2 separate regions of the Homo sapiens genome follow, and region 2 is linked to region 1. Evidence: chromatin loops called from intact Hi-C (ENCODE). Cell type or tissue: HepG2. All regions are shown on one strand. Each heading gives the region's core, and the rest is flanking DNA. Links, peaks and the distances in the headings are about the cores only. Region 1 overlaps RGL1 (ral guanine nucleotide dissociation stimulator like 1). Region 2 has its middle 70 kb from the start of RGL1.

Region 1 (2,820 bases), core at 238-2,737:
AAGCAAACAAACAAAAAAAAACATGAAAATATACTTCAATGTTAAATATTAACAACAATAAAAGGAATGGCTTCTCAGTGGTTAGGGATAGTCAAACTCTGATTTAAATCAAGCTTCCTCGCCTTGTGATAATAACAGTGTTCCCTTACCAAACAATGTTGAAATTTGACGATTCTTATTTTACTTACAATGGAAACTCTACTTTAATTCTAAATCCTTCTTATCAAAAGTGATGATTATTTAAAAGAACTATTTTTTCACCGAGTATTGACGTGTCCCAAAATTCAAACACAGAGAAAAATGCTTGTCAAAGGACCTGATGAAGTGGGTCCCATTTCCTGCCAGAAAGCAGAGATTTGGCAGAAAGCCAGGGTTCTCCCTTGGGAATGGAATTATGTTTCTCATTAACCCAGCCCCTCTCTTTCAGTACTTTCTTACTCGGAAAAAATTTCAATATGCATACATGATTCCTGTAAGTCCCTTTAACAGTATTTGTTCCTCAGGGTTTGCATCTGTGCATTAGGAAGAACCACATATGACCTAACAGAAGACTAATAAAATATTTTGAAAATTTAGATTTAAAAAATAATTTTCAAAGTGAACATCAATGACAATATCATAAAATAAGTATAGAATTGCTCTTGTGCCTACAATCATTCTCACACAAAATAACAATGCATGTTAAGTTATCAGAGAATTTGCTTAATGTCATTTTCTGTAGAACTGCTAAATATCCTAATACCTGCTTATTATGGCAGGGGAAAGATCTGATGACTTCTAATTTGCCAACATTCAAATAGAGTACATTTCTTATGAAACAAAAACTTAAAATGATCTGCTTACCACTGAAATTATTTTGAAATGAAACTGTACAGAGGGGAAACACAAAAAATACTCTGCCATATGGCCCGACAAGAGAAGCTAAAATGTTAAAAGTTTCATTTTTGCAAGAAAAGATTCCTATAGGTCTGTAAGTGTTTTAAGAGACTTTAGGACCTGTTTTTGCTTATATTATCTTAGTAACTTTGAATTATTAAGTTGAAGACGAAAGGGGTGGAACCCTTGTCAGACAAGTGCTTAATAACCCAGACTTAGAAAGCAAGACACGGAGGCCTGAGCCTGTCCTGTGGGTTAGCACGCTAACAGGAAACAGCTCAATCTGGATTTAATCATAGACCGTCGCTTTACTGACAAGATCACGGTACTGTGACCACAAAAATGTTTCATGTTTGTTTTTTTGGTTGATCTTTGTGCCTTTAGAATCCAGCTTTTTCTAAGAGAACATGTCTGAGTCCTATGGGGTAAATATCTAAAACTGTGCCCAAGTGTCCTACCAGGTAATTTCCATAATTATCGATTTTGGCATGAGACGGAGAGGAAAAAGGGCATGTGAGAGATGAAAGATGCCATATTTCAATTCCGTTTCCAGTCATGGAAAAATAAACTCTTTCACCTTCTAAAACATAAACTGTTAACCAGTTGGGTGTTTCTAATTTGAAAAAAAAAAAAAGTCCCTTCAATCAAAATAATAATTCAGTCATCTGATAGTTTAACAGGGAACGTGTTAAGCAAACAACCTCATTAGGATGGAGACAGTATGGAGTCCTCCACACCATGATCACTCTTCAGTATATCAGTTCTCAGGCATCTTGGCCTGAGCAGCAAAGTAAATAGTGAGTACTATTCCAGCTGTTAACTCCCTCCAAAAATCTAAAACCCACACCCAATCCCTACATTCATCCCCAAACACCAAAAGTAAGTTTTATGCTTCCTTTTCATATGCCCTACAACCACTATCCAGCAACAACAAACCACCACAATACAGGCTGAGGATCTTTTATCTCAAATTCTTGGGACTGAAAGTGGTTTGGATTTCAGAATTTTTCAGATTTTGAAATATTCCCACTATACTTACCATTCAAGTATCCCCATTCTGAAAATCCAAACTGCAAAACACTGCAATAAGCATGGATGTTGGAGCACTTTGAATTTCGGTTTTAAGATTAAGGATACTCCACCTGTATAGGAAAACCCACAAGCTGACTCACAAATAAGCTCTGCTCATCTCTCCATATTACTCAACTGCATAAATTTCTTTGCCATGCAACAAAATTTGCATCATTCTCTCAGCAGAAATCATGTATGTAATGACACCCAGCAGAACATGACAAGGCCAATACACCTGAGTACTACAGTGACTATTTACACACAGGACACTCAGAGATGTTAAGGTAAAGTCTAGAAAATACTTTAGGGCCCATGATGTCAAGCTCAACATGAGGTTCTGCCTTGTGTGAACTTTTATTAGGTTGGTGCAAAGGTGATTATGGCTTTTGCCATTAAAAATAGTGGCAAACTTAACAAAACTTAAACCAAAACTTGTCACAATCACCTTTGTGCTAACCTAATATTGGGTGGGAAGTCACTTTTTTGCTAGGTTAGGGTTGACAGATAAATTACAGGATGCCCAGTGAAATTTTAATTTCAGAGAAATAATGAATAATTACATACTATGTGGTATAAGTATGTCCCATTCCATGTTTGGGATCTATGCATACTAAAAAAACCTATTTGTTATTTATCTGAATTTGAAATGTAATTGTGTATCCTGTATTTTTATGCTACTAGCACATACACAATGGCTGTCTTTTCCATTTATTCATCTACTTATTCAGCTACATATTAACTAAATGGTACTATGTGCCAGGCACTGTGCAAGGTACTAGACATATAAAGGTAAATAGCATGCAGTTCTGGCAACCAAGTTGTTCAGTCTGGTGAAGGAAACAGACACAAAGAAACCATTACAATAAAATGTGA
Region 2 (2,820 bases), core at 173-2,672, 110 kb after region 1:
TCTTCCTCATTCCTCTTCCTAATGAGCTGAGGTCCTGTCCAGATAAGATAGGTTTGTTTATCTTTATATCCTACTATCTTCAACTCTTCCACCTAGAATGCTATCAAGAGCAGTCTTTGCATTTTAGTTTTACTCAAAGGTTCAGAATTGCCTAATGCAAAGTGCACTGAAATTCTAGTCACAAGACCTGAGTTAAAATCATGAAGCTACAGTTAATTCTCTGTGTAACCATTAAGCAAGCCATTTCACCTTTCTTGGCCTCAGTGTCCTTATCTTTAATATGAATAGGCTACAAGACTGCTGAGACCTCTTACAGTTACAAAAGTAAAGCATTCACCTCCCTCAAATGTAGAAAGCAAAACTAATGTGCATTGAATTATTTTTCCAGAAGAACTGAAGGCTCCAAACTACTAAACAAAACAGTGAAAGGTGATTTCGGTGTTTCACTCACGTATTGTACTTATTCCCATATTATGCATTCACTACTCAAAAGTCAAACAAACAGTATGATATTAAAATAGCCTCTTTACATACATGTATATAATATCGGGGTTTTGACTATTCAGAGATAACCCAAAACTCTGACATGTAGTCTATTGTAAGTGTGCTGAGGCTTTTTAAAGCTGCTATTTGGACATGCTCACCCATCCTTAGCATCTAACTCCTGGTTTGGTGGTAGACTTCTCTAACCATGATTGCTATTGTGATATCTACAAATTGTGGGATCCAAGAAGGTCTCAAGATACAGCCTCCTAATTGTGGAGGGGGCATGACAGTGATCTCACTAGTCTATTTCTTCTGAGAACACAGAGAGAAGCAGCTATCCAGAATCAAAGATGACCATATGAAAATGGAAACTGGGGCACAGACAGACATCAGAAGGGAAGGACTCCAGAAAGCCACAGCAGAGAGACAGATTCCTACTGCCCTGAGAAAGGAAGCCCATTAGATAATTTCGTAGTAATACTAAATGTTGCTTGTGTTTGAAGTGGAGGTATGAGTCAATGTACTAGGAGGTAAGAGAGCAACAGATTCCTATTATCTCTTCCTCTTTGGAATCTCAGCAGCATTTCAAGTCTATCTATATAAGGCAACTCAGTTATATCCTGAGTATTGCTTTTTTTGCTTTCCATAACTTACTCTGGTCTCCCCTGCTAGCCTGCCAGCTCTTTAAGAGCAAGATTAGACATAAGTTTGTTACACTGCTTCAATTTTTTACAAAACTCCATCACCCTTTTAAAAAATAGATTTTTACTTTTTTATTAAAGAAAATGTACTGGAAGAAGGAATTAAGCATTCAACATGATAATGTATTTTGGAATAAATGTCAATCATTGGGCAACCATTTTCAAAGGAATTTTAATTATATAGTGTCTCCAAATGCTGAGCAAGGTTGCACAATACTGTCTGTGGAGTTAGAAGTGACTCTGGGAGCAACTGTCTCCTGTTAAATGTAGAAAATTAAAGAAGTGTAAGGCATTCTTGCTTTATTCCAGTTGATATTTTAAAAGACTGGTCCAACTGGTCTTCAAACCACATACTTTCTCCCCCTTACTGATAGTATTTGGCCAAAGTTTTTAATAATTAAAAAAAAAAGAAAAATCCAGAGTGGGTTTGTACTACCCTGTGACCCTCCCTGGAGAAACGCTGCTCAGCAATCCCTGCTTTGCTCAACAATCCCTGCTCGGCACAGAGGGCCAACACAAGGAAAACAGTTGGGCTCCCTTCCTAGTCTCCATTCAGTGCAGCCGTCTGGTCACAAATCTGCAAAGACAGACGTGGGGAAGGGAGAGGATACTTAACAGAACAGAGCTGAGATCACAAAAAAATATCCTTTAGCATTCTAAGAGAGATAGAGGGAATTCCAGGGGACTGCCTTTTTTATTGCCTATATTTTTATTACGATAAAAAGTTCAGTAATTATGTTGCTGGAAAGCATGAAACAAGACAAAACTGTAAATCACATGACTGTCCCAGGCTCAAATGTTTCACAATTCTGTAAACACCAGCTTTAACTGGCTGAATGAAGGCAAAATGCAAAAACCATTAGGAGAGCATCATCCAGTTCAATAGTCACAGGCTAATTTTTATCAAGTTGAAGGAAATTAAGCTGATTTAGATCATAGCAATCCTTTAGGTCTCAACAATAACAACAGCAACATTGACAACACAACCCTCTCCACCACAGTGCATTCAATATTTACTACACCAGATACTGGGCTAGCATGTTACAAGCCTCAGTTTATCCTCAGAAGCTCAAATCAAGAGAGATTATGGAATAAGCCTTAGGGTTTCTCTCCAGTTATCCTGACCCAGAGCTGTGCCCTCACCACTCCACTCCACTGCTATCCTTTAATAGTCAGTGTTCCACTTACAAAATAACATCATGTAGATGTTCAAAAATCTGAGTTCCTAGGAATCTGAGCTCTCGAAAGGATTCAGAGGTGGACTTCTCACGGGAGGAATGCAAAGATCTAGAAATGTTAGATTCACAGGGGAAAAAATCTGTTGAGTTTACCAGTTAATACACAAAATCATTTTAACTAGCTTCCGAATCGACTAGCCCTTCCACATTTCAGGTTAAAGAGCAATCTGTTCTCAATCTTTTACTTCACCATAAACAGAAATTGAATCTATTTAATTACAGTCACTTTACTAAGCCAGAGGAAAATGGAAGGTCCCAATGGGGAAAAACTCTTTCAAGAAAACACTTCTGGGAGAGCATGTAGAGTGAGCTGGCTCTAAGCCAATCCTTATCCCTTCTCACAGTCTCTAAGTAGCAAGAACACCATGATTTTCACATATACCATATACTGCCAA

Evidence for each region. A loop is a pair of places that touch in the nucleus more often than their neighbours do. Peaks named below come from ENCODE experiments on the same cell type or tissue, not always from the same donor. Only the 100,000 strongest peaks of a DNase experiment are listed, where the experiment ranks them.
Region 2: a loop joins it to region 1, with 2.2 times the contacts of the local background. A loop is called at or near these places in 1 of 110 quality-filtered maps.

What each region holds. Positions count from the first base shown.
Region 1 is chr1:183,841,023-183,843,842 of GRCh38, reverse strand. All of the region lies in intron 2 of RGL1 (ral guanine nucleotide dissociation stimulator like 1), which reads right to left. Among named protein-coding and RNA genes, the nearest start is that of RGL1, 37 kb to the right of the region's middle. RefSeq lists an enhancer at 2,006-2,055. In HepG2, for the core only: no CTCF peak of the experiment used is centred there; DNase peaks (open chromatin) are centred at 362 and 1,242; H3K4me3 peaks cover 1,104 bases.
Region 2 is chr1:183,733,845-183,736,664 of GRCh38, reverse strand. It overlaps a transcript of RGL1 not described here. Among named protein-coding and RNA genes, the nearest start is that of RGL1, 70 kb to the left of the region's middle. In HepG2, for the core only: no CTCF peak of the experiment used is centred there; no DNase peak of the experiment used is centred there.